Regions from separate parts of the Homo sapiens genome. Here all the other regions are linked to region 3. Evidence: read pairs that join two places in POLR2A ChIA-PET (ENCODE). Cell type or tissue: Panc1. All regions are shown on one strand. Links, peaks and the distances in the headings refer to the core of each region. The heading gives the core; the rest is flanking DNA.

The links. ChIA-PET counts read pairs that join two places held together with the same protein. Peaks named below come from ENCODE experiments on the same cell type or tissue, not always from the same donor. Only the 100,000 strongest peaks of a DNase experiment are listed, where the experiment ranks them.
Region 1: POLR2A ChIA-PET joins it to region 3 with 14 read pairs; 5 of 35 experiments call an interaction of 5 or more read pairs at or near these places.
Region 2: POLR2A ChIA-PET joins it to region 3 with 16 read pairs; 3 of 35 experiments call an interaction of 5 or more read pairs at or near these places.

What each region holds. Positions count from the first base shown.
Region 1 is chr10:29,154,399-29,165,369 of GRCh38, forward strand. No RefSeq gene overlaps it. Among named protein-coding and RNA genes, the nearest start is that of LYZL1, 130 kb to the right of the region's middle. RefSeq lists an enhancer at 5,048-5,723. In Panc1, for the core only: no CTCF peak of the experiment used is centred there; a DNase peak (open chromatin) is centred at 5,854; H3K27ac peaks cover 2,074 bases.
Region 2 is chr10:28,632,006-28,642,976 of GRCh38, forward strand. No RefSeq gene overlaps it. Among named protein-coding and RNA genes, the nearest start is that of BAMBI, 40 kb to the right of the region's middle. In Panc1, for the core only: no CTCF peak of the experiment used is centred there; no DNase peak of the experiment used is centred there.
Region 3 is chr10:29,253,799-29,264,769 of GRCh38, forward strand. No RefSeq gene overlaps it. Among named protein-coding and RNA genes, the nearest start is that of LYZL1, 30 kb to the right of the region's middle. In Panc1, for the core only: no CTCF peak of the experiment used is centred there; no DNase peak of the experiment used is centred there; H3K27ac peaks cover 4,038 bases.

The DNA of each region.
Region 1 (10,971 bases), core at 1,913-9,912, 99 kb before region 3:
TAATATTAGAAGTAGTGTTATACAAAATCATTTTATAGGAAATCAGGTACAATACTAAGAATAATGAACATTTACTCAGCACTCACTCTATGTTCTTTAATCTTCACAACAGCCTCATGAGATAGGTATAATTATTATGCCCACTTTAAAGGGGATAAAACGGAGACTTGGAGTGGTTAAGTATCTTGCTCGGGAATCACTCATTGTATAAGTGATGCAAACCCAGCTTTGTTTGATTCCACCCTTGTGCTCCTAACTACGATTGAGCAAGGCTTTTAACCAAGAGAAATGGAGCAATTCCCTCTGCAGATACACTGTAATATCCGGGATTGGGATCTGTGTCACTGGACTTATAGTTCTTTCCCTTCTACAGTAAGACAGGTTTATCTTTTTTTTTTTTTTTTTTTTTTTAAACAGAGTTTCGCTCTTGTCGCCAGGCTGGAGTGCAATGGCTCGATCTCGGCTCACTGAAACCTCTGCCTTCCGGGTTCAAGCAATTCTCCAGCCTCAGCCTCCCAAGTAGCTGGGATTACAGGCGCATGCCACCACGCCGGGCTAATTTTTGTATTTTTAGTAGATACGGGGCTTCACCTTGTTGGCCAGGCTGGTCTCAAGCTCCTGACCTCAGGTGATCCACCTGCCTCAGCCTCGCAAAGTGCTGGGATTAAAGCAGACTCATCACTTTGCAGAAACTTTAGCTCCAAGAAGGAGAAAAAAAGGAGAGATTATGATAGTACAGTTAAGGAGTTTTTTTTTCCCCCATTCACCATCCGTGTACACCCTACCAGTCTCTAAGCCCTGATAAAGTGACTGTCATGATATTCCAATAGATTTGAGATACTCAGAAAGACATGTGCTGTTGTACAATGTTGGTTAACAATTTTTTGTTCTAGATTGTCTGGTGTGAGCCACCGTGCCGGCCCGATGGTTTTATCTTAAAGCAAGCATTAAGTGTCATGTGTTTCTGGCCCTGAGTACTGAATTCAAGCACAACTACAATAATGAAAAAGATTCATTATCTCCCAAAGCATTATAACTGAATATGCAATAGCATAGAAGTACCATGTAAATCACATCCTAGCAGAGATAAAAGGTTTAGTTCTACCTGTTCCTTTTCCAAAGGGCGTATCAGATTTCCTATTGTGCCTGAAATGTGTATATTTGGTACTCAATACTGAACACATGATGCCTTAATGACACAGCATTTTTGACAGCTATTCCCAAAAGTAGGCTGTGTCTACCTAACTTCCAAGGAATTAAATTGAAAATTGTTTTCAAGCCAATCAATCTGTTGTTTGATGTTACATATGACAAAGAGCTTCCTGAAACTAACCAATCGTTTGATAAAATAGGCTGGCTTTTAGAGTCATAAATATTACTACAGTGTCAAATTGTTCCTTAGGAGGTAAAATTTTAAAGTTGTGGGTGTTAGACTAGCTATTGATTTGTTCAGGTTAGTAAAGGGACAAGAGTTGAATGGGCTGGAGGTAGAGGCTATTAGGGAAAAGAATTAGTAAGAGATTACCTGGACTTGTCAGACAATCCAGAACAAAAAACTGTTGACCAACATTGTACAACAGCACATCTTTTTCTGAGTATCCCAAACTTACTAGAATATCATGACAGTCACTTTACCAGGACTTAGAGGCTGGCAGGGGGTAGAGGGTTGGTGAATGGGAATCCAAAAAAAAATTCCTTAATTATACTATCAAAATCCCTCCTTTTTTCTCTGTCTTGGACCTAAAGTTTCTGCAAGGTGAGAGAGTCTAATTAAATTTCTCACTTCCCTAAGACTATAGTCTTTTAGCTCTGCTATGATCTGCTCCCACAATGGTCTGGCTTAACTTGCATTTTTTTGTGGGGGGGAGACAGAGTTTCACTGTAGTTGCCCAGGCTGGAGTGCAATGTGCAATGGCGTGCAGTCCTGGCTCACTGCAACCTCTGTCTCCTGTGTTCAAGTGATTTTACTGCTTCAATCTCCCACGTAGCTGGGATTACAGGTGCCTGCCACCTTGCCCAGCTAATTTTTTGTATTTTTAGTAGAGACGGAGTTTCACCATCTTGGCCAGGCTCGTCTCGAACTCCTGACCTCAGGTGATCCACCCACCTCAGACTCCCAAAGTGCTAGTATTACAGGCATGAGCCACCGTGCCCAGTCGACACCTGTGAGTATTACAACTACAGAACTCTCTAAAATCTTAGACTGTTAGAATGGGGCATGGCCTTTGAGATTGTTTAATCCAGAAGGTTTCAAGCTATAACATGGTAGTGCTTTTTAAGCAGTAAAATCCTTTATTTAAAATAAATCCCACTCAGCCACAATCTATAAGAGAGTTCAGGTTGGAGATGGCCTGGTTGAAATTAGGGGGTAGCTGGGTCAAGTCTCACTGGTCCTCTGTCTTGATTCCCACATCCTTGAAATTCTTTCAAAAATCCAACAAATCACCAGAAAACTGTTTGCAAATTTAGAGTTGGAAACCTCAACTTCAAGATCAGAGAGTGCCTTAAAAGATCTGGGAGTGCATTTGTGTCAGAGGCTGAATAGGGCCTGTCTTGGCTTCATCCAGTCCAGAATGTGTAGCTATTGAACTTCCAGCTCTCCTAAAGAAACTCCTCACTTCTTCCCGAAGTCAGACTGCCCATGTTAGCTACTTAGCAACTCTCACTCAGTACAGCACCCAGGAATGTATGGAAGTCTCCTGTCAGGAGCAGAGGCCTTCCCCTTACCATGCAATTTACCTAAAGAGCCTACTTTGGTTCTTCATGCCAAGACTATTGGGCTGAGAACTAGCTGTTACACTCTGGCACCCAAGTGTAATTACTGTATTCACTTGGATGATGAAACAGAAACAAAGACAAGAATCTGCCAGATCCACAGTGTGATAGATTAATTTGAACTCTATCAGCATGTATGGAGATTCAGGGACTTCATTGTTTAGCTACAGAGCTCTTTGCAGAGCTTGCATCTGTTGGTCATCTGTGCTGCTGTTTGCAGCCATAAGCTAGGCATCTAGGCAGATGTTGGACAATGCCGGCCTATGTAGCCTGGCCTTCATTAGTGCCATGAGGAGGAAATGCATTGCACTAATGTTCATAGCAGTGGCTGAAACCCCACAACAACACCCTGGATGCTGCCTGGGAGTGGCCCAGGCAATGGTGGAAGAACAGGACATACCAGGGCCCTGGGACACAGGAAGCCATTGTGCCTTAAGCCCCAGAGCTCTCTTCCAAAAGGGCCCCACACAGAAGGCATTGTTTCAATGCCCTGAACACGTCTACAGCCCATTCCAGCTCATGATAATAAGCTAATTAAAACTTTAAAGCTTAGCAAAAAAATGCTTCACAGTCTCTATGTCTCAATAAAAGACCAGGCTACAGGGCTCTGAGTGTGAACACATGCACCGTCTACTCAAAGCTGCTCCTACTCAGAGCCTGCATGTCCTTCCTTCCTGGTGAGCAAAAGGCATCCCAGCTGCCTGCTTTAATGCACAGATCCATCCCTACCATATCTAAGACAGCTGATGTCCTCAATCAAATGTGACAACTGAGGATATAGCCAAAAGAACGCATTGAGTCAGGTGACCCCCCTGGGCAGTGTGGACCCCATCATAGAGAGCTAAATGGGCTTTATGCGCTGGGCTCAACAGGACTTGTAGGAGCTTGTTTAAGATTCCCAGGAAGGAGACTGAAGCCTTGCAAATGGAAAATGGGATGGAGAAACAGGAGCCACATAGACATCGGTGTACAGTTCTTAAGTCTGCAATAAATAATAACCGCTCTATCTACACTGCCAGGCCCCAGAAGGTTCCAAGTCTCCTGAATGTCCCAGGGGCCTCTCCTTCCAACCTTCAGGAAGCTTTTACACCAAGATGATTCAGTTCTCCCTTTATGAAGGCAGCACAAACTCAGCTTCTTCTTAGAAGAGGCAGGAAATTGGGGATTCTCTAAGGGCACTTTTAGAAAATTGAACATAGAACCTTTTATTAGCGAATGCATAGTCGGCTTTAGCTCTCACATTCATCAGAAGCACTTCAGGGAGAGAAAATTAATGATAATCCTAAGTACATAATGACTTGCTGGAGACCAGAAGCCTCCACTCTGATGGGTCTGACTGGAGCTTTGCCCCCACAGTAATGAAAGATGCCGCCTGTGAGCTTGACCTTGGCTTGGTTCATGCTTCAGAGTAAAGCGCTGCAAAGTTGGTAGGGACTGCTTAATCTCTTTCCTGGTGACTGAAAGCAACTTAGATTGGGACCATTGGGAATAGTGCTGTACTTGGTTATTTTAAAAAAGACAGAAAGAAACTCTTTGCTTTCAATATTTCTTTCCAGTGTAAACATAAAAGCTCACAGAGCCCCTAGGAGAGTAGTACACAGGGCACAGAAAAGCAAGTTATTGTGCAAAAAAAAAAAAAAAAAAAAAAAGAAAAAAAAGAAAAGGGTGCAGCCTTCCTATTAAAAGCACATTGGTTCAGTAGTACAGCTAAAGACAGAAATCAACCATACCCAGCCTAGTGTGTCAGTGAAATTGATGCTTTCTATTTTTCAGAACATGAATTGTGCAGCTATTACCCAGCAAGACACTTAGAAGTGGCTTTGCAATGTCATGCCTTTCTCCTCGATGCTGACATGGGGAGTGATTGCTTTAATTCACTCCTGGGTACCTAGAACTTGGTTGGGTGGCTATTGTTCCCAGTAGAAGGTGTCCAGGTTCTTGGCATCTTAAACAAAGAATTGATTTGGACAAAACGCACAAACAAAGCAAGGAAAGCAAGAGTAGGGATTTATTGAGAAGGAAAGTACACTCCACAGTGTGTGGGAGCGGGCCCAAGCGTAGGGGCTCAAGAGCCCAGTTACAGAATTTTCTGAGTTTCAATACTCTAGAGGTTTCTGTTTAGTTACTTGGTGAATTTCTTTTTTTTTTTTTGAGACAGAGTCTCGTTCTGCCTCCCTGGCTGGAGTGCAGTGGCGCGATCTCAGCTCACTGCAACCTCTACGTCCCACGTTCAAGCGATTCTTGTGTCTCAGCCTCCAGAGTAGCTGGGACTACAAGCAGGTGCCACCATGCCTGGCTAATTTTTGTATTTTTAGTAGAGATGGGGTTTCACCAGTTTGGCCAGGCTGGTCTTGAACTCCTGACCTCAGGTGATCTGCCTGCCTCGGCCTCCCAAAGTGCTGGGATTACTGGTGTAATCACCAACCTGGCTGCTTGGTGAATATTCTATGTAAATGAAAAGAAAGAAGTGAAGTCACAGAGTCATTTACTCAGAATCTGCCCTATTGTAAATGGAGAGGCTGTTACTTGGAGTGTGTGGTCTATGTAAATGGAGAGGATGAATGTGAAGTTACAAAGTGTAAATGGCGGGACTGGAGAGGAGGAAATGAAGTTACAAAGCCATTCACATTCCTGTCATTGCTGAAGTGCTTTCATTTGATTTAGTTCTAGGAACTAAAGGTGTGGATGGGCCTTATGTTCCCTGCCTCCGGGCCCTATTCTCCTGCCTCAGTTATCACACATTAGACTTAGTTGTTATTTTTCTTTTTTCGATTCTCACTAAGGTGTAAATGTCTGATATCAGAGTTTGTTTTCGAAATTGGAGAGGAAAAGGGGGAAGACGCCTGTGTCTCACCCAGGCCCCTGAAATAGGAGCAAGAGCTTGGTGGAGTCCTTGGAAATTGTTTAAAGGGGAAACTGGAGGCAGGTAGAAGGCTTCACAGTTCTGTTAAAGTGGCCCTCACTGAGGTGTTGTGCTAGGAAGAAAAGACCTTGGGCATAACAAAGCCACATCCCAGACAGCCTGCAGCACACTCCTGTTGCCAGAGCTGGTGACTCACTATGACTATCCTTGTGGTTTCTGCTGGGCAGCTGGGCTGGGCCATTTAATGTTCATCATTAATTACTGTTGTCTCGATTCTTGTCATTAGAGTATCAACAGGTTTAAAATGAGCCTGAGTTTTTTATGTTGAGATCAAAGGCAAACCAGTTGGGAGATGGTGGGCAGAGGGGTAGGAGAGAGGAGGGCCGAGTAAAGGGTGTTTCTGGGATTTCCACTGCTCCGGGGTAGGGTTGACCCCACCGTGGTACAGAGACACCGATGGGTTGTTCAGCAACTGAAGCACCAGCTTCCTCAGAGTCACTCTTGCCAAGAGTCAGGCGATGGCTTTATCTGGAGCCTCACAATACTGGTCACTTACTCCTTCCAAAGGCGTGAGGCCTCTGAGGTTAGAGAACCAGCATTTCACAGAAGGGAAGGAGAGGGGAATGATGGAGACTTCACCTCCTCAGGGCAGAGTCCAGTGGCCAGATGAGTGGGAAGTCCTCTGATCCACAGCCCTTGCCCTCACTTCTTCTGGTTTCTGGAAGAGCACAAGTAGAGCTGGCCTGTCCCTCTTGAGTCATAACAGGGACCAGAGAACCTTTTGCTAAGGTTGTCCACTGTAGGTGCCCCATTCATGCCTCTGTACAGTGCCCACTTCTCCTTTCAGGAACTTGGGTGCTCTTGGACATGGCTCTTTCTTGGCCTGGTGTCCTTGAATCCCGCTCCCCCAAAAGCTTGTAAAGCTCTTTTGATGAGAATCAGGGGTCACCAAACTGGCTCAAGAGTATAACTGGAGTGAGGGGGCTGTGTGAGGATGGGAGCAGGCTGTCAAAGGCAAAAGCCATGCCATTTGAAAGGTAGCCATCTGGGTGCCATAGCACCTGCATTCTTTTAAAATATATATTTTAGGCCTGGTGCAGTGGCTCATGCCTGTAATCCCAGCACTTTGGGAGGGCAAGGAGGGTGGGTCATGAGGTCAAGAGATCAAGACCTTCCTGGCCAACAAGGTGAAACCCCGTCTCTACTAAAAGTACAAAAATTAGCTGGGCTTGGTGGTGCATGCCTGTAGTCCCAGCTACTCAAGAGGCTGAGGCAAGAGAATTGCTTGAACCTGGGAGGCAGAGGTTGCAGTGAGCCAAGATCATGCCACTGCACTCCAGCCTGGTGACAGAGCGAGACTCCATCTCAAAAAAATATATATATGTGTGTGTGTGTGTGTGTGTGTGTGTGTGTGTATAATATTTTGGGCTGTAATCAGTGGCTCATGCCTCTAATCTCAATGCTTTGGAGGCTAAAGTGGGAGAATCACTTGAGGCCAGGAGTTCAAGACCAGCCTGGGCAACATAGCCAGACCCACATTTCTAAAATAATTTTTTAAAAAATTAGCTGGATGTAGTGGCATATGCCTGTCATTCTAGATATTTGGGAGGCTGAGGCAAGGGGACCTCTTGAGCCCAGGAGTTTGAGGCCACAGTGACCTAGGATCACAACACTGCACTTCAGCCTGGGCAACAGAGCAAGACCTCATCTCTAAAAATATATAAATAAATACACAAATAAATAAATAAATATTTTATTGATATATAGTTTTATGCATAAAATAGATAGATTTTAAGTGTAGAGTTCTATAGTTTTGACAAATGTATCCAAATTACCAATACTCCAAAGAAGATCTAGGACATTTCCACCCCAAGAGTTTCCACCTGTCCTTCCCAGCTCCCCCATCCCATCCCAGAGACATCATTGTTCTGATTTCTGTTCTCCACAGCCTTTGTCTACCCAGGTAGACACTAGTGGTGGAACGCTTGCATCCCATACCCTCACATCATGGAACTAGCCCTCCACCCTCCCCCTTCTCTGCCAGGCGCATGTTGATACAGCTCTGAAGAGTGGAGGAACACCAGGTTCTTCGTCTGGAGTCAAATTAGATAAAACGACGCGGACACACTGGAGTGGTTTTAAGAAGCGGAGAGTTTAATTGGCAAGAAAGAAGGGGAAAGAAAGAAAGAAGAGGTCCCCTGTACAGAGACAGAGGGAGGAGGTTTCCAAAGCTGAGAGAGGGAATCCCAAGTGTGGTGGATACCAGCCAGGTATATGCAGAGGCTGGAGGAGGCAGTGTCTGATTTGCATAGGGCTTAGGGGATTGGTTTGATCAGGCATGACATTCACATAGCCCTTGAAAAAGCTGGCCCTCCCACCCTAGCCATTTAGTACGCAAATGCAGGCGCCATGATGTTCTACACACGTGGGGATATGTGGGGGCGGCCATGTTGCCAGGAACATGTGGATCAAAGTCAAGAAGGCCGGGAATCGCCATGTTTGGATGGACCCAGTTTCTAATGGCTGGCATTTGAATAGCAAAGGTTGCTGACCTGGCTTTAAGAGCTGCTTTAAGAATGAAAACTTCCCAAGGACCCCTTTTTCCTGTCTATCTGCCTAAAATAATTTCTTAATAACTCCTACAACAGCATTTACTTGAATACACCTGTTGTGGGGGCAGAGTGTATAGCAGAGGTGATAAAAGAGGAGGAGAAGAAGCTCAGAGATGAGGATGGTAGCTAAAGTGCCATTGATCTGCCTTGGGCAGGTATTAAGCTGGATTCCGAGTAACCAGGATGGGAGAGGAATCTTGCTGGATTAAGGAGTGTTTTGTGTAGAGGAGGAGAGAAGAAGGAGGATAAAAATTTGTCCCTAAGACAGGAGGCAGCCTGGCCTCAGAGAAAGGCTCTGGGGTTGACAGCCCTGGCATTGCAGACACACTCACTAGCTCTGTCATCTTGGGATGCTTCCAGCTTTTGTGTTGGTGAATTGAGGTAATCATTTGGACTGTTAGTTAGGGGTGTTATGAAGTTTAAATGGGATAATGCAAATAAAACACCTATTGTAGGGCCTGACACATAATAGGTATTTCATATGTGATAGTAGCTGTATTACTGCTGCCAGGTAATCCCAGTTCTTAGTAAATGCTTTTCTTTTCTTTCTTTTTTTTTTTTTTTTTTTTAATTGAGACAGAGTCTCACTCTATTGCCCCGGCTGGAGTGCAGTGGCAAGATCTTGGCTCACTGCAATCTCTGCCTCCTGGGTTCAAGTGATTCTCCTGCATTAACCATAGTACAGTTCCATTTGGCCAATAAAATGACGAATTATTCAGAAATTTACAGGTCCTGTTTTTAATTATGCAAAAAGTCATTATTAAAGAGTGTTTTGCTATAACTAGGAGCTGAGCTTCCTTTAAACTTTTATTGCCGCAGTAGGCTACCAAGTGAAAAACAAAAGAAAACCAAAATAAATGGACATAGTTCAAATCACAGCAACAACAACAAAAAACAATAAATAAAACTCCAAACCCAAGTTAAGCACTTAGTCACTTCATCATCAAATAAGACCAGGGATACTGAATTCAGATGAATAGAACCGCTTTGGATAAAAAGATGGCACTGACCAAGTCCCAGCCCAAAGTGTGGGCCAAACCAGACACAGCTGCTTGGGCACATAGAAAGTTTTCTAGATGTTGTTTTGATTTTATGTTCAAAATTCAGAGGGAGAAAAAAAAGTTGAGCCCACTGTAGGGTGGGAATCACCAGGTTACCTGCAGCCAGACACGGTGAAGATGATACATGGACACTAAAACACACAGACAGAAGAGTAGCTGGGTGTGAGAAAGCCCAAGGAAGAAGTTCCCAAGTAAGAAACATCCTGGACAGGATGACCTCAGAGTTTCCTTCCAAATCTGGAAATCCCCAGTTCTCTGTCCAGCCCTCCCAGCCCTCAGGGGAGCCAGGCAAACACAGTGAGAGATGGAATGTCATCTATGACAGGAACATCTGTAAGAAAGAGGCACTTTTCATTTTCGATGAGGCAGAGGGTTACAAGGAAGGGTTAGGGGACCTTAGTTTCTGGTTATGATGTAGAAAGTCAAAAGAAGCTGTCTGCCACTCTTGCCCTAAAAACCAAATCAAGAAGAATCAGTGGGACAGGAGAAATCTACTTTAGATGGTAGGGAGAAACCCTTCAAACTTGTAAGAAAGTTTTAATGGCTATGTGTGAGATAATGTGAAAAATTAGAATGTCAAGGAGTTCTATCCACAGAGCAAATCTGTATCCACTTATCAGCTTTTTAATGTAGGTTTTCACCAAGTTCATGGGTGGTTATGTTAAACGCTGGGACCAGATAGCTTAGAGAGATCCTCACAAAGTATGATGGGTCTTCCCCAGGTGCAAGGCAGCCGATGTCTAAAGGTGGAGGACAGACCAGGAGAGCAAAGAGAAAAGCATCTAAGGCACTATGGGCTTTTAATGACCAAAGATTAGGGAGGGGCAGGCACACCTTGCTTTCAGATTTAAGAGGAACAGAAATTTGAGGACAGGCACAGAGAGCAAAGAGAGGTCATTAGTGATCTCTTTGCAGCCAGGCTGTAAGGCAGAGGGAGATCTCCTATGGTTTGTTGGAAAAACTGACAGCTTTGTGTATAACACAAAGAAATCTGTGGACTTTCAAGTTTTCACATTCTAGAACCTGCTGAAGGGGAAAAACTTACCTCTGTCTCAAAACATTTGAAGCCAGTGGGAAACTGAATCAAACTAAAGCTGAAACAAAGCTCAGACCCAAACTGACACCTATCAGATAGAGTTAGCCCTCCAGTCTTGAAGCCTGGCAAAAGAAAGGGCATGACATTTCTTAGGAGTATTATTTATTCCCCTTTCTGGTGTCCTTTTATATAAAATATCTGTTAGGCAATAAAATTTGGGGGAACTTTGAGATGAAAATAAACATTAACCATAGTCAAGAGAAGAAAGAGTCAATAAAACACACCTAGAGATAGTGTAGACAGGAATTTTAAAATATCAATAAATATGCTTAAAGGATGTAGTGGAAAAGGTAAACATTGTAGGAAAACAGATGAGAGTTTTAGTATAGAAATAGAAACTATGAAAAAGAAGTAAAAGAAATGCTAGTGAGATTTTGCTTCTGATTGAGATGGAGTAATCATGACTTGATTAACTCTTCTGTGTGAAACAAATGAAAAAAAAATCAAACAATAGCAAACAATGATTTCCAAGACAATGGGCATTAAACAACAAGAGCAGTGATGCCTCAGACACAGATAATAAAATTGATGAATCCTACAAATGTTCCAGTTTATTGCCTTGTA
Region 2 (10,971 bases), core at 1,454-9,453, 620 kb before region 3:
TTCAAATGTCAACCCTGCTCATTTCTAATTGTAAGACTGCGCAAATCAGCTCTCAGAGTGCATGTGAGTTCCTCTTGCCTCACCAGGGGACTGGGTGACCTTCTCTGGCTTTTTTGTTTGTTTGTTTTTGAGACAGGGTTTTGTTTTGTCACCCAGGCTGGAGTGCAGTGGCATGATCTCTGCTTCCTGCCACCTTCCAGGCTAAAATGACCCTCCCATCTCAGCCTCCTGAGTAGCTGGGATGACAGGTGTGGGCACCACCACATCCAGTTAATTTTTGTGTATTTTTGGTAAAGACAGGGTTTCATCGTGTTGCCCAGGCTGGTATTGAACTCCTGAGCTCAAGCGATCCATCCACCTCAACCCTTCAAAGTACTGTGATTACAGGCATGAGTCACAGTGCCCAGCTGCATAAGTTTCTCTGAACGGTGACTGTAAAAACTTAATGAGATCACGTAGGTAATGTGCCAGCCCAGTGTTTGGCCCATAGAATGTGCTCAAGAAATAGTACTTATTACAGCTAGGATAATTGGGTGAAAAGCAGGCATTAGTAAGATAGTGAAGTTTATTTTTCTAAGGAGTTAGCAAGAAATTAAAACAGAAAAACACGTGTAAAGAGACTGATGATATTCATATGGGCCTGCTTAACTCTGAGCTTTGCTATTTTACTCAGGTCACTTAGAGGAATAAAAGAAAGTAAAATTCAGCTGGGAGAAGCCAAGTCTACTGAATGACACATCATTCTTCTCTTTGCCAAAGACAGAGATGCTAGTTAGTGGGTTGAGCACTCACCAATGAGTAGGTGCTCTCTTACCTCTGCAGAACTGCAAGCATATTAATGACTGCTTTGTAACCAATGCCTGGGAGCTTTTTTTTTTTAAACCTTAAGAGGAGGAAACTTGAAAAATCTTCCTGAGAGAAAAGGCAATATAAGTTGATTTCACAGTTAACACCTGAGAGTGCTTAATTTGAACCAGGAATGTGTGCATATGTGTGTGTGTATATGTGTGTGTGTGTGTCTCTTTACTGCATCTTCATTTGTTGCTTTCTACAATTAGAAATCATGAAGAGGGGCTGGGAGCGTTGGCTCACGCCTGTAACCCCAGCATTTTGGGAGGCCTAGGCGGGCAGATCACCTGAGGTCAGGAGTTCGAGACCAGCCTGACCAACATGGAGAAACCCCATCTCTACTAAAATTACAAAATTAACCGGGCGTGATGGCACATGCCTCTAATCCCTGGTACTCGGGAGTCTGAGGCAGGAGAATCATCTGAACCCGGGAGGTGGAGGTTGTGGTGAGCCGAGATGGCACTACTGCACTCCAGCCTGGGCAACAAGAGCGAAACGCCGTCTCAAACAAAAAAAAAAAAAAAAAAGAAAGAAAAAAAGGAAAGAGAAGTCATCAAGAGAATTAACATCATTAACTAGTCACTTGTTTTTGCATCAATGACTGTGTGTTAGGCCGTTCTTACATTGCTGTAAAGAAATACCTGATACTGGGTAACTTATCAAGAAAAGAGGTTTCACTGGCTCACAGTTCTGCAGGCTGTATAGGAAGCGTGATGCCGACATCTTCTCGACTTCTGGGGAGGCCTCAGGAATCTTACAATCATGGCGGAAGGTGAAGCGGGGGCAGGCATGTCACACGGCAAAAGCAGGAGCAAGTGAGATTGAGGGTGGGGGCAGAGGGAGGTCCCACACACTTTTAAATGACCAGATCTCGTGTGAACTCAGAGCGAGAGCTCACTTATCGCCAAGGGCATAGCCCGAGCCATTCATGAGGAATCCACCCCCATGATCCAAACACCTCCCCAGGCCCCACCTCCAAAGTTGGGAATTACATTTCAACATGAGATTTGGGCCAGGGCAAATATCAAAACTGTGTCAGACTGTTTCACGCGCTACATTTCTCTTATCTTTCAGCTTTCCATTCCAGGTCAGTTTGTTTATTTAGCCAGGGCTACCATGCATGACTCAGATAGGAGCAGCTACCCAGCAAGCTGGTGGTGCCCAGTCAATGGTAACGAGCCTCGGAAATGCCCAACCACCTTGTAATGGCAATTACAAACATGCTTCTTGGGCTGAAAAGGCAGATTAAAAGGTTCAATCATTTATCAAATACCTACCATATATTAGGTGGTTGTATATAATAATCTCTATAACCAAACAAAGCCACAACCCTGTGGGGTTGTCATTCACCTGCCCAAGCAGTCATTGGGTGGTTGGGAGGTTAAGCCCGGATTTTACCGCCTATGTGTTCTCTGATACGGAGCCACATCGGAGAGGCTGCATTCAGGGAGTTCTCCTGCCCTTTCTCCTGTTTTCTTCCATCTTTGGGACCAGTTTAATTTCAGTCGTGCAATTATCTCTGAGATTCAGATGTACCTATGAATTAGGAGAAAGGAATATTTTCACAAGAGACTCTAGGACTCACAGGCAGGAGCACAAGCATAGTGGCTTCAACGCCCAAGTGACAAGGTGTCATGCCTATTGGTAAAGAGAGACGGATTTTTTGCTCATTCATTCAAAAAAAATTTTTTTTTGAGACCAAGTCTCGTTCTCTTGCCCAGGCTGGAGTTCAGCGGCGCCATCTCGGTTCACTGCAGTTCGAGATCAAGCGATTCTCCTGCCTCAGCCTCTTGAGTAGCTGGGATTACAGGCGCGTGCCACCATTCCTGTCTAATTTTTGTATTTTTAGTAGAGATGGGCGTTTACCATGTTGTCCAGGCTGGTCTCGAACTCCTGACCTCAAGTGATCTGCCCGCTTTGACGTCCCAAAGTGCTGGGATTACAGGTATGAACCACTGCACTCAGCCCATTCATTCAACAAATATTAATGGAGCAACTACTTATGTGCCAGAAACTGTCCTAGGTACTTAGGATAGATACATCAGTGAACAACAACGGTAACAAACCCCTGCCATCATGAAACCCACAAGCTTCCACAGTGGGGAATAGACAATAAATGGTAAATATAATAGATAAGCCAATTATGTGGTCATTTAGGAGGTGGGAAATGATATAGAGTGGGACAGGATAAGAAAATCCAGATGTGCATGTGGCCAGAAGAACCAACTGCAATTTTAAATGGAGTGGTCAGAATAGACTTGGTTGAGAGGTGACATTGATGCCAAGACTTGATTTGGCCATTGCTAAGGGAGCGTCACAAAGAGGAAACTGCTTGGCACAGTGGCTCATGCCTGTAATTCCAGCACTTTAGGAGGCTGAGGCGGGAGGATTACTTGAACCCAGGAGTTCAAGACTAGCCTGGGCAACATAGCAAGACCCCATCTCTACAAAAAATTTTAAGAAAAAAAATTCAGCTAGACATGCCTGTAGTCTTAGCTACTCAGGAGGCTGGAGTGGGAGGATCGCTTGAGCCCAGGAGTTCGAGGCTGCAGTGAGCTCAGATTGTACCACTGCTCTTGGGTGTGAGGGACAGAGGGAGATGCTGTCTCCAAAAATAAATACATAATACATACATAAGAGGAGACCACTGGCACAAAGTCCCCAGGTTAGAACAGGACTACTAGTGTGTGGAGCAATGGAGTGACCAGTGTGGAGATGAGGAAGAGAGAAGGGGAGAAAGGTAACAGGGCACACATGGTGCAGATGGTACAGGGCCTGGAGGCCTGGTAAGAACGTTGGCTTTCACCCTAAGCAAGATATGCCCATTGGAGGGTTTTGATCATGGCAGTGACGTGATCTAACTTACATTTCCAAGGGCTGTGTCTTGAGAACAGATTGAATGGGGGTGGTGGTGAGGAGAGAGGCAGGGATACCCTTCAGGAGGCTACTGCCGTAACCCAGGTACACCTGCTGGTAGCTTGGACCAGGGCAAGGCAGCAACATTGTGACAAGAGGCAGGGTCCTGGGAGATTTTGAAGGCAGCTCAATAGAACTGCCTGTTGAATGGGATGTATGGTTTCAGAGGAAGAGAGGAGTTGAGGATGACTCCAAGATTTTTAGAAGAATAAAGTTGGCAGTAAGTGAGATGGGAGGTTTCCCGGTTCTGCACAGGGTACCCTATAGCTTTGGTGCTGCATTGGAGGCTGTGGATGGCACAGGTCGCTCTTGGCACCTTGCAGCACCGGGGGCTGTGGGGAGCAGCACAGCATCCATGAAGGGCCCAGTGATCCAATGGAGGGACCCTATTTCCACCTCTAGTCTTGGTCCCTCAAGCCATCGGGAGGAGCAGTGATGTTAGTCTTTCAGAGAAGCTCCTTTAGAAAATGACTGAGTGTGGCCAGGTGCGGTGGCTCACGCCTGTAATCCCAGCCCTTTAGGAGGCTAAGGAGGGTGGATCACTTGATGTCAGGAGTGTGAGACCAGCCTGGCCAACATGGTGAAACCCTGTCTTTACTAAAAATATAAAATTAGCCAGACATGGTGGCAGGTGCCTGTAATCCCAGCTACACAGGAGGCTGAGGCAGGAGACTCACCTGAACCTGGGAGATAGAGGTTACGGTGAGCCAAGGTCGTGCCACTGCACTCCACCCTGGGCAACAGAGCAAGACTCTGTCTCAAAAAAAAAAAAAAAAAAAAAAGGAAAGAAAAAAAGAAAGTGACTGAGTGAGGTTTCAGAGAGCAGGGTCCAGCCTTAGACTGGATATGACAGTGCCCATGAAGCTGCAGGAGTGACCTCCCACGAGGTCCTGTCTGTACCTGCAGGCCTGCACGGACTCAGGGCGGCTTGTGTTGCAAGTGTGCATGGAGCAGGGTTTCTCTATCCAGGCATGCTACTGGGCTGTTCCGGTCAGGGGGTTACTGCAACACCTGCCAAACACACAAAACCAGGCTTGTGAAATAAGATAAAGAACCCACCTTTGTTTTTTGAGCTCTTTTTCAGCCCTCCCTGTTAGACCCCAAAGTCACCCATAAATCCAGTGAGGTTGACTGCTCTTATATCTCAGGAATTCCTGAGTAGGGCAGAGCAGGTGGGACTGTGCTTCTGTAGGCACTGACCACAGGCCTTCATCTCAGCTTAAAAGCCATGAGCATCTTGGGGAGGGCGACCCTGCAGCCTGGTTTGCTTGGCAATGTTCCACTTATGTCTGTTGAACTGGCACCTCAAGTAACCCTAAATTTCCCTCTCAAAAGTGTTTCTATCATGGGTGCAGTGGCTCACGCCTATCATCCCAGCATTTTGGGAGGCTGAGGCGGGCAGATTACCTGAGGTCAGGAGTTCGAGAGCAGCCTGGCCAACATGGTGAAACCCTGTCTGTACTAAAAATACAAAAATTAGCCAGCATGGTGGTGCATGCCTGTAATCCCAGCTACTCAGGAGGCTGAGGCAGGAGGATTGCTTGAACCCGGGAGGCAGAGGTTGCAGTGAGCCGAGATCATGCCACTATACTCCAGCCTGGGTGACAGAGCAAGACTCTGTCTCAAGAAAAAAAAGAAAGAAAAAAAAACCAGTTTCTGTTTGGATGATAAATTACATGGCCACTGTGAGGGTACTAGTACTGTGTGTTACTGGCTGGGGTCCCAGGGTCCTGGTGAGACTCATGTGTCCTTACCCATCGGGCTGCTAGCCTGAGCGGATCACCTGGTCCACACCAGCGAAGATTTCATTGATTGGAAGAAGATCTGAATTAAGCTGTGACTTGTCCTTGCTTCCAGAGGAATTAGTTTATTTATGAGATTAAACTAATCTGCACCTTCTGCTCCAAGGACTTAGAGTCGAACTAGCTGATTGTTATTTAGGTTGAACCAAGCCAACGTATTCAGAAGGGCTGGGGAGAAGACACAGGGGAACGCAGGGAACATAGCCTCTGCCAGGAGCATTGTAGACAAAACAGAGCTTTCCGTCTTGGGGGAAAATGCAAAACCAAAATTGGATTTTTGGTAACTGCTCAGTCATTTCATGTAGAAGGACCACAATTATTTTTTTATGTTTTTGTGAAATGTTTTTTTCAAAGTGGAAAGTTACTACCACTGCAACCACCCCCAATTTAAAGTAAACACATGCTCATTAAAAAAAAAAAAAAAAAAAGCCAGATGCAGTGGTTCACAGCTATAATCCCAACAGTTTGGGAGGCCAAGGCAGGAGGATCGTTTGAGCTCAGAAATTTGAGACCAGCCTGGAAAACATAATTAGACCCCATCTCTACAAAAATAAAAAATTGGACATAGTGGTTCACAACTTTAGTCCCAGCTACTCGGGAGGCTGAGGTGGGAGGATCACTTTAGCCTGGAGTTCGAGGCTGCAGTGAGCTATGATAGTGCCACTGAACTCCAGCCTGGGCAACAGAGCAAGATCCCTGTCTCAAAAAAGAAAAAAAATTGCTTGAAAAATATTGAAATGTGTAAGGAGAAAAATAAAACATCCTTTATTTATTCTATTCAAGGATAACCATTGTTTATATATGTATGTATATATATACACACAGATATATCTCCAGATTTTTTTAATTAGTTAACTTATACAAACAAAATATATCTTTACAAAACTAGAATCATCCCATCCATATTGTTTTGTTAACTTCTCTTTACACTTAACATATAGATGGATATCATTGCATGTCAAGGAACATAGAACCACATGATGATTTTTACTGCCCACATATTATTCTAAGTACAGCAATATCATCATTTATTTCCTGACAACCACCTGTTGTTAGACATCAAGGTTGGTTTTTTTTAAAAGTTTTTTAATTAAAAAAAATTTTTTGGCCTACTTCAGTAAGCTAGTCTGGAGGCTTTTCTTAATTTTTTATAGTGCTTTAGATAACATTCTTATATATGTAACATTACTTGATTGTTTAGTGCTCAGGAGAAATTCTGAGATGCAAAATTGCTAGGCCAAAAGGAATATCTATTTTTAAGACTTTTGACAATGCCAAACTGACCTCCAGCAGTATGGACCAATTAATCTGGCCAGCAACATTGAAGAGAATGCCCTTTGTCACACCCTTTCTGGCCCAGGCACTGTCATTCTTATTATATATTGGTAATCTGATGAGTGAAAAATGATCATATAAAATGTTGACTTTAGGAAACTCTTTCTATAGGGAAGATCCTCTTTTTTTATTGATGTGTGTATTACGAATATTACTTCACAATTTATGACTTGTTTGTTTTGTTTTCCAAGATATTTAATGACAAGAAGAAAATTGCTTACAATTCAATAAGGGGAAAATAGGTGAAAAATTAGTGTTCAAGCTAACCCTCATTATTGTATTGTGATAAAAAACACCTAACGTGAAATCTGCCTTCTTAACGCACTTTTTTTTTTTTTTTTTTTTGAGACAGAGTTTTTGCTTTTGTTGCCCAGGCTGGAGTGCTGTGGTAGGATCTCGGCTCACTGAAACCTCTGCCTCCGGGGTTCAAGCAATTCTCCTGCCCCAGCCTCCCGAGTAGCTGGGATTACAAGTGCCCACCACCATGCCTGGCTAATTTTGTATTTTTAGTAGAGACAGGATTTCACCATGTTGGCCAGGCTGCTCTTGAACTCCTGACCTCAGGTGATCTACCTGCCTCAGCCTCCCAAAGTTCTGGGATTACAGGGGTGAGCCACCACACCCAGCCATTAACACATTTTTAAGTGTATAGCACAGTATTATTTACTTGCATGTTTTTGTAAAACAGATATCCATAACTTTTTCATCTTGCATGACTAAGATGTTATGCCCATTAAACAGCAACTTCCCATTTCCCCCTGCCATCAGCTCCTGGTAACTATTTTACTTTCTGCTTCTATGAGTTTGACTACTTTAGCTGCCTCATATAAGCGGAATTGTGCATGCAGTGTGTGTTGATTTGGGACTGGCCTATTGCATTTAGCATAATCTCCTCAAAGTTCATCCATGCATATGGCAGAAATTTTCTTCCTCCTCCTTCTTCTTCTTCTTCTTTTGAGATGGAGTCTCCCCTGTTGCCCAGGCTGGAGTGCAGTGGTGCCGTTTTGGCTCACCGCAACCTCTGTCTCCCGGGTTCAAGCGGTTCTCCTGCCTCAGCCTCCTGAATAGCTGGGATCACAGGCGCCCACCACCACACCCAGCTAATTTTTGTATTTTCAGTAGAGACAGGGTTTCACCGTGTTGGCAAGCTGGCCTTGAACTCCTGGACTCAAGTGAACCACCCACCTAGGCCTTCCAAAGTGCTAGGATTGCAGGTGTGAGCCACTGCACCTGGCCTTCCTTCTTTTTTAAGGCAAAGTAACATCCCATTGTACATGTATTACCACAATTTCTTTATCCATTCATCCCTTGAGGGGCATTTAGGTTGTTTCCAATTCTTGGCTATAGGGAATAATGCTGCAATGACCAGGGAAGTGCAAGTATCTCTTTGAGACTCTGCTTTCAATTCTTTTAGAATAGCCGGAAACAAGATTGCTGGATCATATGGTGGTTCTAGTTTTAAGCTTTTGAGAAACCTCCATACTATTTTCCATAACAGCTGCACCATCTTACATTCCAACCAATAGTCCACAAGGGTTCCCACTTCTCTACATTCTTGTCAGCATTTGTTGTTTTCTGTTGTTGTTTTTTAACATATATAATGACCATCCAAACAGCAGTGAGGTGGTATCTCTTCACGGTTTTGGTTTGCACTTCCCTGATCATTAGTGATGTGGAGCATTGCTATAGTTTGGATATAGTTGCTTGACACCTCCAAATCTCATGTTGAAACTGGATTTCCAGGGTCAGAGTTGGGGCTTAATGGAAGGTGTTTGGGTCATGGGGGTCGATCCCTCCCTATGAGGGGGTCGGGGGGAGGCTGGTGAGTTCTCAGTCTATTTGTTCCCATGAGAGCTGGTTGTTAAAGAGAGTGTGGCACCTCCTTTGGCTCTCTCTGGCTTCCTTTCTCACCATGTGATCTCTGCACATGCTGATGGGGCTTTGCCTTCCAGCATCAGAGCTCAGAGGAGAAGTGGACAAACTCCCAGCCCCACAGAATTGGGGTCCTGGGTCTCTCATTGACTAGAGTTGCAGTCATGTCATTTAACCTTCTGAGTTTCAGTTTTCTCATTTGTAAAATGCAGATGGAAATATTTCCCTATAAAGCTTGCATGGTTGGTTGTGAGAATCAAATGAGAGAATGTATGCGAAAGTGTTCGAAGAGATATGTGATTGTTGTTGCTATCGTTATTGGTAACAAGTGCTTCACTCCATCCATTTAGTACAGGGACGCTGGATGTTCACAGAGGTGACCCCAGGGAGAGGCAACTGCCACACAGATCAGCAATAAGGGAGGGGAGGGCTCTGGGAGATGCGCAGATGGCCCCCATTCTCAAGCAACTTATGGTCTAGCTCAGTCATCAGAAGATCACACCTATTTTCATTACAGTCTTAGTGTTATAAATATTTGCTAAAAATTATTGGTTAATATATTATGTATTTTTTTAATTTATTTTTTTGAGCTGGAGTCTCTCTCTGTTGCCCAGGCTGGAATGCAGTGGGGTGATCTCAGCTCACTGCAGTCTCTGCCTCCTGGGTTCAAGCAATTCCCCTGCCTCAGCCTCCTGAGTAGCTGGGATTACAGGACTACAGGCATGCGCCACCATGCCTGGCTAATTTTTGTATTTTTAGTAGAGATGGGGTATTACCATGTTGGCCAGGCTAGTCTCAAGCTCTGGACCTCAGGTGATCCACCTGCCTCGGCCTCCCAAAGTGCTGGGATTACAGGCATGAGCCACTGTGCCCCACCAACATATTATGTATTAAATAGCTCTGTTAACCAGAATCATTGGTCTCTTCCCAATTATACCATTCTGAAAGAGCTTACTGTCTTGCTGTTTTCACTATTTGCTTATTAAAATACAACTCTTCCCTACTTCCTACTAAAAATCTTGGAAGAGGTGTTTCTCCATCACTGTCTCGCACCAGGAAGAGTAAAGTGATCCAGGAATCACAGGGGTTGTTCAAGAGGCCAAGTCACCAACAAAGCCAGTCATGCAGGTGGTTACGTAGGAGGCAGCCCCACAGAGCCCCATAAACTCAGAAACACTGAGGTCGGTCTGTCCCACACTTAGGAAGCCCTTGCCATCAAGGAAGGGGAGAGCCACACTCAGCTTTTAAGTAAGGAAGCCCTTATATGCTTATAAAAAAGAAAAAGATGGGAGGGAAGTTGTAGGGCAGATTAAAAAACGAGAAGATAGGGGCCAGGCACAGTAGCTCACACCTGTAATTCCAGCACTTTGGGAGGCCGAGGCAGGTGGATCACTTGGGGTCAGGAGTTTGAGACCAGCCTGGCCGACATTGTGAAACCCCGTCTCTACTAAAAATACAAAAATTAGCTGGGCATGGTGGCACATGCCTGTAATCCCAGCTACTCAGGAGGCTGAGGTAGAATTGCTTGAACGCAGGAGGTGGAGATTGCAGTGAGCCAAGATCATGCCATTGCACTCCAGCCTGGGCAACAAGAGCGAATCTCTGTCTCAAAAAAAAAAAAAAAAAAAGAGAGAAGATAGGAAGAAAATCAATGTCTGCATTCAGCTCCTTCTCCCCTCTCCCCTCTCTGCTCCTTTTTGTCTCATTTAGCCTCCGCACCTACCTCTTTCTTCTTCTACTAACACGCTCCTACTCACTGGAAGGTGGAAACTCAAGCAATTAACATTAACACATGAATAAATGACAGATGTTTTTATAACCCAAATTTATAGAACGTGCTGGGGAACTATCTTGAACTCAAGGCTTTGCGCTTCTTCCTTTTTCCAGGAAGCAGCCCTTCTTGGGCTTCTTACCTCCAGCTGTTCTGCCAAGAAGTAAAATCAGTATTTAGGCTGTGTGCAGTGGCTCACACCTGTAATTCTAGCACTTTGGGAGGCCGAGGCGGTTGCATCACTTGAGCCCAGGAGTTCGAGACCAGCCTGCACTGCATGGCAAGACCCCGTCTCTTCAAAAAAAATACCAATATTAGCCAGGTGTGGTGATGTGTGCCTGTAGTCCCAGCTACTCATGAGGCTGAGGTGGGAAAACGAGGATATAGTGAGCTGTGATTGTGCCACTGCACTTCAGCCTGGGCAAC
Region 3 (10,971 bases), core at 1,588-9,587:
ACAAAAGTATATATTAAATGGCTCGTGTAATTGCCCACATTGGCAGTGAAATATAACCGGGTTGGATTTCAGCAGGACACCTATAGCAATGAAGCATGCTTCAATCTGATTAAAAAGTGAACAGCTCCTTACTGGGACAAATTATACACTGCCCAGGCCAGCAAGAGGAGAACCTGAATAGCAAATGAATCTTGACAATTAGCTTCTTCAAAGCAAACTTCCCATTCATCCACTTCCACAGCTTCTGACACCCCTTTGGAGTGAGACGTGTATGTTCTCCTATAAGTCACAGCACACCAGCTCAGAGTTACCAAAGCTGATTCTGCTTTGGAAACCTTGAACAAAAAGAAGAAAAAGGAGAATATAAGGAGAAAGAAAGGGAGAAGGAGGAGGAGAAGGAGGAAGAAGGGGAGAAGGGGGAGAAGGAGGAGGAAGAATAGAAGGAAAAGAAGAAGGAGGAGAAAGAGAACAGGAGGAGGAGGAAGAGGAGGAGAGGGAGAAGAGGAGGAGGAGAACAGGAGAAGGAAAACAGGAGGAGGAGAACAGGAGGAGGAGGAAGAGGAGGAGGAGGATGGGGAGGAGGAGGAGGCAGCTCAAGAGCCTGCCATTCCTCAGTTCTTTTTCATAGAAAAACAGAAGGAATAAGAGAGAAGAAGAGGGAGAAGAGGAAGACCTTAAATCCCCTTCTTTCCTTAAAAATTTCTGCAAAACTTGGCCTGCAGTAAATATGCTCTGTCCCAGAAAAGCTCTGATCCACACAGTTAGATTGGCTGCACGGAAGGGAACTTCCCCAGACATTTTTATGGGGACCAGAGGATAGATAAGCTCCCTGCATGCTCCCCACCCCCAACTTCCCCAACCCTTGCACTGCTGGTTTTTGTCAAAGATAGTTGTAGTTACAGCTCATTAATCATCCGTCACCCAGACAGACTCTGACAAGAATGCTGATAGCATCAGGGCCCCCAGGGAGCAGACCACAGAGGCAGGACGAGGGGTGGGGGTGACGTTCTCTCCAGCCTGGCCCAAAAGGCCACCAGCCCCAGAGCCTGCCATTTCTCAGCTCTTTTTCACAGACTGAAAGCTCATGCCTGACTCAAGCTCAGATCAACTGGGCGAGATCGCAGACAATGGGTTCTTTGCCACCTGAATAGTAACAGCACTCCCAGGCCATCTAAAAGGTCGGCGTAATTAAAACAACCAGAAGCAGTTGGCGTCCTTTGTTAAAGGCATTCACTGGGGCTGGGCATGATGGCTCATACCGGTAATCACAGCACACTGGGAGGCTGAGGCGGGAGGATTGTTTGAGCCCCGGAGTTTGAGACCAGCCTGGGCAACATAGGGAGAACTCACCTCAAAATTTTACAAAAAGGCATTCACTGTGGCTGAATTGTACTCTGGGTCTGCAAATTAGTTTTCATTTATCATTACATCAGCAGTGTGATTCTGTTTCTGGATGCCAGCTGGAACCATCTGTGATTTAAATAGCGTGTATGCACACACACACTCATATATTCAGAGAAGGATGTACATCCTTTATATATTAACCCTAATTTCTGAACCCAACACTGGGACATCTGGTATGATAAGCAAAAGTAATATTGTTTTATCTGGGAAAAGTTTATATATCAAAGAAAAAATCAGTGGATAAAAAATTGAAATCCAATGCACCCCAGACGAGGAATTTGGATAAATATTTTCTTCCCTTCTAAAGAGATATACCAATATTAAAATCATGTCAGAGTAAGACCCAGCTCTAGTTTTTAAAGAGAAGCTTCTTAATTTGTTCACAAGTATCTGTAAGTTGCAGAGAGGCAAAATGTATTGCATTTTATAGGTGAAAATTTGGAGGCCATAGAGATTGGATGCCCACTTCATGTCACTTGGGGAAGTCTCATTCTGTGACACCCCATTTAATACAAATTCCATTAGCCACCCTGTCAAAGACACTCATTTCCTTCCTCAGACACTGACTTTAATGGATGTAATGTCACATTTTGGCATCTGGAAGACCTTATTTCCTTTGCCAGTCCTCTCTGTTGGGGAGATGTAGGGAGAGAGGGAGAGAGCCTGGACAGTAGGGGTTGTGAGGGGTTGAGATGGTGAGCTTTGTTTAATGTGCTCAATTGCCCTGATTTGGGGGTCAGGACCCACTACTCGAAGTTAGCTGGGATCTTGTAAATTTTCTGAATCAGACTAGGAGGGTCTTGTGTGACTCATGGCATGTTTCCATTTCCAATTAAAGGAAAGATTTCAGGGGTGCCTGTAGCTCAACTCCTTCTTTTTGTTACCCCACCTTCTCCACGAGCCAATCTAATTTCCAATTTATGAACCGTGTGTCCTACGGAAGGACCGCAAACTTCAAGAGGGTTTCGCCCACAGTCCCACCTACTCAGCTTTACTAAATGTCATGAAAAGTTTGTTTCCAAGCAAATCCCAGTAATTCATGTAATTGAAACACACAGAAGCTTGTCTAGAAACAGGAACATTGACGGAAGATGTTAGGCAAAATATTAAGACAGCCAAAGCTGCTTACTGAGATGTGCAAGTGACTCGCAGGGGGACAGACATGCCACTTCAGCACCAGAAGGTTTTAATTTAAACAATATGATTCCATGACCACCACCCTTACCCAGTCTTCCGCCTTCCCACACCTGAACTCCAAAGAAGTTTGAATGCAAGGGGAATTTAAATAAAAGTGTTCAAAGGAAAAGGCATTGAGAAACGCTCAAGTGGACAAGTGTTTTGTTTGTTTTTGTTTTGTTTTTATTTTTGCAGAGGTTTTCAGAAATGTAACTTTCATTAGTGCCCATGTGAGCTGTCCTGCCTAAAGCCAGCTATTGAGCAAGTTGAGTAAATCCCCCTAAGGTAGGAAACAAAGTCCTCTCTCTTTACATTAAAAGGAAGAAAAATTTAACAGCAGAGTCCAGACATACCACAAGGCTCGCTTCATAAATAAAGGGTTTTATTTAGGAGATAAGGTGAACTCTGGGGATCTGTAACAGTTCCTTTCTGTGAGATAAATGCTATGGCATTTGTAGAAAATAAAACTCTCAGAGAAACCAAGACTTTTCTTGTCAAAACAAGGAGATTATTTTCTAGCAACTAAGTTCATTCTCTTTGACCTTGCCTGCCATTAGGGTAAAGGAGATAATAAAAGAGAAAGGGGGAGATTGAATCAGATAGCTAATGTGCAAAGAGAATAAGACAGATATTTAAATATTTCTGGAGAATTCTGCTCCAGTGAGATGCTTTTAGAAAAAGAAAAAAAAAAAAAAGATGCATTCTCCATTGCTCCCAACTGGATTGCAGAAATAGCACAAGATTACTTGGAATCACGTTTTATTTTTATTTACGATCTGGAGTGGGAGGTGATACACGAGGGCTGACTCCTACTCCACAGCTGCACTCTCCGGGTTCTGGAGCTGAAGACATGGCGTGCTCTGGGGGGAAAGGTTAGCGCTGAGAACACATTGCTGTTTCTTGCTCGGATGTGCTGGCAAGAGGGGCCCTGGCTTTGCCTTGTAAAAGTAGCTCCGGAGCAAACCATTAGCACATCTAACCTCAATATTTTGAAATCCAGAAACAACATTGAGTCATGCTGGTCATACTATAAAGTTTTACTGCATTTTTTTAAGAAACAGAGTCAAAAACAAGCTGGGGATCATGTGAATTATCTCTTTACATGTGTCAAGCCCAGGAATTTGGCACATGGATCAAAATGATGGAATGGAGCAGGGAAGCCACCAGGAAAGTGTCATTAGAGGAAAAATCACCCTGGCTCCCGGGAATGCATGGCACTTTATCAGGCGGGGTGCCCCTTGTCTTAACCACATACCTGGCACAGTGTCTGATCTTTGGAAAACTACAGCTATAAATACCCTTCGTCCTGTACTAAAAATAGAGACTCTTTAATGTGAAAGAAGCCAGAGGAAAAAAGGATCTAGTGACATCAATGTGTGTCCAGTGTCTGTGTCATCCTGGCCATGTCTCTGTGAGATGGTGAAGCCAGGATCTTAGTGTTTTCAGGAGAAAAATGAATGAATGAACTAATCCCCTTCTGGAGAAAACTCAGGATGTGTTGATGACTGGAACTCCTTGTCAACTTTTCCCAGATGCTTTCATGAGTTCGAGGTCAATCTTTTCTGGGAACAGTCCAGCAATTTCACCCCAAGTGTCAACTTTGTAAAAATACTCGGTAGACAAGAATCCAGGAATGGTTCCTTAATCTATGGCACCCAAGGCCAAGAGAGCAGACAGTTTTCCCAGGCTGCTCAGGGTTGACTTTACTAAACCGACCATAATTCATACTAACACCTTGAATAATGAGGAGCTCTAAACACATGAGAAAATCCAATAAAGTATTTTAGAAGACAAACAAGAAGACTAGCAGTAGACTTGCAGTGCCAGGTGCTATTACAAAGCTGCAGTAATTAAACGAATATGCCAGTAGCCCCAGAATGGACAAAGAAGTCAATGGACCAGAGTAGAATGTTGAGACCAGATCCCCCCAAATTCAGTATCGTATGATAAAGGTAGCAAGGTCATTTAGAGGGGAATAGATGATTACTAAGTTGTGCCAGGATAACAGGTTGACCCTAGAAAACACGAAGTTAGAGCTTTACCTCATGGTTTACACCAAAAGAAATTCCAGATGGACTAAAAAAAAAAAATAAGGATTTAAAATAAAATCATCAAAGGAGAAAATTTAGTTGTTTGTATAGCTGTTTTACGAGAAGAGAAGGTTTTCTAAGCACGACACAAGAGGTAGAAACCATACTAGAAAAAAACGACCAGTGGGGGATGCAAAACAAACCTTCTCTACATCACACACACACACACACACACACACACACACACACACACACACAGAGAGAGAGGAGAGAGAGAGAGAGAGAGAACAATGTGTAAAGGAGGTGAACATGCAGTTCATAAGAGAAGGCATACACACAGAAGATAAAACCACGAAAAACCTCACTAATAATCAAAGAAGGGAAAATTAAAGCCATCTGTTATGCCAGGCATGGTGGCTCACACCTGTAATCCCAACACTTTAGGAAGTGGAGCCAGAGGATCGCTTGAACCCAGGGGTTCAGGACCAGCCTGGGTGACAAAGCCAGACTCTGTCCCTACAAAATAAAAATAAAAAAATTAGCCAGGCATGATGGCATGCGCCTATAGTCCCAGCTTCTCAAGAGGCTGAGATGGGAGGATCGCTTGAGTCTGGGAGGTCAAGGCTGCAGTGAGCCATGATTATGCCACTGCACAACAGCCTGGACAACAGACTGACACCTCATCTCTTAATAACAAAAGCCATGAGTTGTTATTTGGTTCTTATCAAATTGACAAGCATTTAAAATAATGCTAATGCCCAGATTGGGCAATGTAGAAAGGCAAACCCTCTCATACCCTGTGGGTGAGAATATAAAATGTGTTCAAGGTTTTGTAGTTATTCTACTGTATTTGTCCTACTGTATTCTTTTCTAAGATAATTTTTGAATGATCACCCTTCTCTAATATAAAGCTCATGGTGCTGGTATGAATGACCCAAAAGTCCAGATTGAAAGGACAATTCAGTGACATCAAAGCCATTTTCCTGGTAACTGGAGCACTGGAATAGTCCTGTGGCCATCATATGTTGTGGTTGGGCATGGCAGCTACCGCTGGCTGGCTGTCCCAACCACCATGTGTGAACCTCTTCCTCCTAGTTCATTCTGATCATAAAAGCTATAAAAATCTCAATACTTACTTTCCACACCTGTAGCCGTGGTTGACCATGTGATGTGAATCTGTACAAAGAGTTGTAAAAAGAAGTTTGTTATAGCTTCTGGGACAGTCTTTGCTTTTGTCTCTGGGGGCACTTCTTTGTTTCTTCCCAACGTGACTGAGGAGGTAAAGCCTGGAGCAGGGGCAGCCATTTTGTGACTGTGAGGCAAAGTCAAGAATATCATAGAGACTTTAGCCCCAACACTGAGAACCTTCTTCAGTCCTCAGTTTTCTTGTTGTATAAAAAAAAATGAACCCATATTTGTTTAAGATAACATAAACCTAGCTCTCTACTACTTGGTAGCAAATAGCATTTTTAACTGATTGAGAAGTTCACAACTGTTAGAAAACATAACATAAATATACAATATATGTTAAATCCCTTAATACATAAAAATGGGGAAAGAGTATGCATTTAGAAGACATTTGGCAGAGGCACATTTTTATTTTTTTAATAAGCATACTATTTGGAATAAGATGCTTACATTCTAGCAATATCGTTAGCTCATGAACAGCCATGCCTGAACATTCTGGATGAATAATCTTTCACTAAATATCTAAAAAGCTTTTAAAATAAGTCTGGTATTAAAGTAACAAAAAATAATAGAAACAAAATATACATTCAAGAATGTTCATTTTAACAGTATATTGTCAAAATAAAAAGGGAGGAATTCAAAAACCTAGGTGTCTAACAATAAGAGATTGGTTAAATGAATAATGGTAAATCTATAAAATGAAGTCATATGTACCCATTAAAAATAATGTTGTAGAGGAATATTTATTGGTATAAGAAAATTGTCACCATATAATTAAGTGAAAAAAGAACCTACAAGATAGAATAAACAGTACATAATTATTTCTGTTACTGAAGACTGAGACCACCTTAATCTTGCTTCTCATTGCATTCCCAGTGCCTAATACAAAGCCTGACACATACCAGCGGTGCTTTTATTTTTTTTTATTTTTTTGAAACAGAGTCTCTCTCTGTTACCCAGGCTGGAGTGCAGTGGTGTGATCTCAGCTCACTGCAACCTCCGCCTCCTCAGTTCAAGCAATTCTCCTGTCTCAGCCTCCCGAGTAGCTGGGATTACAGGCGTGTGCCACCACGCCCAGCTAATTTTTGTATTTTTAGTAGGGATTGGGTTTCACCATGTTGGCCAGGCTGGTCTCGAACTCCTGACCTCATGATCTGCCCACCTGGGCCTCCCAAAGTGCTGGGATTACAGTTGTGAGCCACCAGTCCTGGCCTTAATTTTTTTTAATGAGGCTGGGTGTGGAGGCTTATGCTTACAATAACACTTTGAGAGGCTGAAGCCAGGAGTTCGAGACCAGCCTGGGCAACATAGTGAGACCATGTCTCTACAAAAAATTTAAAAATTATCTGGGCATGGTGGTGCACACCTGTAATCCTAGTTACTCAGGAGGCTGAGGCAAGAGGATCACTTGAGCCCAGGAGTTCGAGGCTGCAGTCAGCTATAATCACACCACTGTACTCCAGCTTGAGTGACAGAGCAAGACCCTGTCTCTAAAAATATGTATATATAAAATGTAAGTGAAAATTGCATTAAATGAATTAAAATGTGAAATATACTACATTGTTGCTAGTGTTTTTCTTTCTTTTTGCTTTTAGCTTTGAACATATACATATATCCTTTTTCATATTTTCCACTGATTTTTGCATTCAACATCTATGACTTTTTTAATTAGGAAAAACTTAAAAGACAACTCATGAAAGGAAATTTTCTTTTCTCCGATGCCGCTTTTCACCATTGTATCCAGAAAGGGTATGCAGACTTTACTACCTGAGGCCCCTTCCTGACATGTGTGGTCTTCGCGGGTGTGGAAGTGAGCGTGCGCCAGTTTGGAGCAGGCAGGCTGATTCCTCAGGGCCATGCTTCTGCAGGGACGGCCACAGTCCATGGCTTTCCCCATTGTCCACTCAGCCCTGGCCCTCCCAGGGATCTGCCAGCTGATCCCCGGCTGCTACTGACTCCCCACTGAGGGGCCACCAGAATCTCAGCCTTTCTGTGTCACCACCCTCCTCTCTCTATACCTCATGATCTATGTCCTCTCATAATCTATTCTCTGCTTGACAAAGTGACAACAAGCTATCATGAACAGATGTTATTGTTGTTGTTTTTGAGACAGGGTCTTACCCCGTCACCCAGGCTGGAGTGCAGCGGCATAATCATAGCTCACTGCAAGCCTCAGCTTCCTGGGTTCAAACAATCCTTCCACTTCAGCCTCCTGAGTAGCTGAGACTACACGCACATGCCATCACACCCAGCTAATTTGATGAGGTCTCACTGTGTTGCCCAGGCTGGTCTCGGACTCCTGAGCTCAATCGGTCCTCCCACCTCTGCCTCCCAAAGTGCTGGGATTATAGGTGTGAGCCACCATGCCCAGCCTGTTTATTTATTTTTGCTTTTTAAGAATTCCTTCCCAGGGTAGTATTTGCAGCAGAAAATATACCTGGTATATCTGAAATTTAGCTAAAATGGCAGAATGTGATAGTGAAGTTGCCCTGTGGAGGCTCTAGATGGATTTCAGGTTCTAAGACATTGGGTTGGTCCCAAGTGTGAAGTCCAGACCAGGTCAGTTCCTGAAGGGCAAAGGCAATTTTAATGGAATTGGAGTAGGACCATGGAAAGTCAAAACACATTCTGCCCCCTTGACCCTATTTCTACCATTGCTCCTTTGAAGGTAGCTCTTTTGAATGTGCCAGTGGAGAGAAATCTCATTTCCCTCACTGACAGAGGTCTAAGACCTAGAGGACAGTATTGGTTTTTCTTCTTCTAGAGAGCAAGTTCAGACATTGCTGGGAACACCAGCTGCTCAAGCCCATCCTTTGCCTCTTACTGACCTTTCTCCATCTGCCTTTTCACCCCAGACTCCCTGCACTCGACATTTCCCAGTTATCACTCAAGTACTAATTGTCAAGGGGGGCCGCCTCATGAAAACCCCACTCTTGCCATCAATATTACTTTTAAAAACACTCCCTACACACCTGACCCTTCTCCTCCTTCCAACTCTGTGGTTACAGGCAGTAAGAGTTTCCACCGTTGCCATGGTGCCATTTTGGAAATCTTGCACCTTGGAGCAGAAGAAAATAAAGAAATATTTCAAAAATGAAGGAAACAATCAAGGTGGAAAGAAGAGGAGCAATACAGGGATGCTGGGGAGAGGGGATGAGTGGCATCTGGAATTCTGCCAGGTGTTGGTAAGGAGCTCTCTCAAGGGTTTCATAAAAATGGCCCCAAGTCACTGAAAGTCAGCCAAACACTTGGCCATCCCAGGGCCTCTCAGCTTCAGCAGCAGCCAACTCCACTGCAGCAGCCATCTAAGGTTGAAAAGGGACAGAGACTTGAAACTGGTAGCAACTGATTGCCCAGAGGAGAAGGAGGAAGAGAGAGAGAGAGAGAAAAGGAAAGAAAGAAAGAGAGAAAGAGGGAAAGAGAGAAAGAGAAAAAGAAAAGAAAAGAAAGAAGGAAGGAAGGAAGGAAAGGGAAGGGAGGGAGGAAGGAAGGAAAGAAAAGAAAAGAAAGAAAGAAAGAAAGAAAGAAAGAAAGAAAGAAAGAAAGAAAGAAAGAAAGAAAGAAAGCTGTTTGTTTCTTCTTCCACTCTCTCAAATGCTGGCCACAGATTACATACAGCCTTATGAAAAGCCTATGGCTTCCCATCTCACAGAGAAAGAGAGAAGGGGAGGGAGGGAGGGAGGGAAGAAGGAAGGAAGGAAAGGGAAAGGAAGGGAAGGAAAAGGAAGGGAAGGGAAGGAAGGGAAGGAAGGAAGGAGGGAGAGAGGGAAGGAAGGAAGGAGGGAAGGAGTTATTTGTTTGTTTCCTTCTTCCACTCTCTCAAATGCTGGCCACAGACCTACAGCCTTGTGAAAACTCCATGGCTTCCCATCTCATGCAGGCAAACCTGGTGAAAATTCCCCACACTCCTGTGCTCCACCTCTGTTCCCAACCCATGGCCCAGCTGTCTGCCCATGTGACACTTGTCCAAGGTGCTCTCATGTGAACAGCGACTTCCGCCTACAGTTCCTGGTCTTCTCTCTGCACCGTGCTATCCTCAGGGAAGAGTTCCCATGAGCTGCACCCTGAAAACAGACTTGAGAAGGGTGGGGGCCTCGTCATGGAGTAGAGGTACAGACTTTTCCTCCAGCGGCCATCTAATAAGCAGCTACTATTGAGGGCGTTATGCTGTATGCCGGGGCAGAAAGATGAACAAGGCATGACTCTTGCCCTCAAGAGGCCGACAGACCAATGTGCCCAGTTGCCATGTCACAGCTGTCTGTGGACACAGGCCCTTCTCAAGGAGGAAGATGCCAAGGTATAGAGCAACCGAGCAGACTGCTCATGGGGGTGCAAGGTTAACAATTCTGGTTCATTTCTCATGCCAACGTTGAATTAAGCAACATAAATGGAGGAAGTGGGAAATGACACCAAGAAATACTAAACCTGGTTTTCATCTCCTCTTGCCTATTTTTAAAAAATATGTGTTATATGTTTATACACTGTTGGTGGGAGTGTAAATTAGTTCAACCATTGTAGAAGACAGTGTGGTGAATCCTCAAAGACCTAAAGACAGAACTGCCAACCCAGCAATCCCTTTATTAGGTATATACCCAAAGGAATGTAAATCATTCCATCATAAAGACACATGCATGCATATGTTAATGGCAGCACTATTCACAATAGCAAAGAAATGGAATCAACCTAAATGTCCATAGATGATAGACTGGATAAAGAAAATATGTTACATATACACCATGGAATACTATGCAGCCATAAAAAATAACAAGATTGGGCCAGATATGGTGGCTGACGCCTGTAATCTCAGCACTTTGGGAGGCCAAGGTGGGTAGATCACCTGAGGTCAGGAGTTTGAGACAAGCCTGGCCAACGTGGTGAAACCCCGTCTCTACTAAAAATACAAAAATTAGCCAGGCATGGTGGCGGGCACCTGTAATCCCAGCTACTAGCGTGGCTGAGGCAGGAGAATCACTTGAACCTGGGAGGCAGAGGTTGCAGTGAGCCAAGATCGCGCCACAGCACTCCAGCCTGGGTGACAGTGGGAGGCTCTGTCTCAAAAAATAAAACAAAAAAACAAAAACAAAAAAACAAAAATTAGCCAATCATGGTGGCAGGCGCCTGTAATCCCAGCTACTCAGGAGGCTGAGGCAGGAGAATCACTTGAACCCAGGAG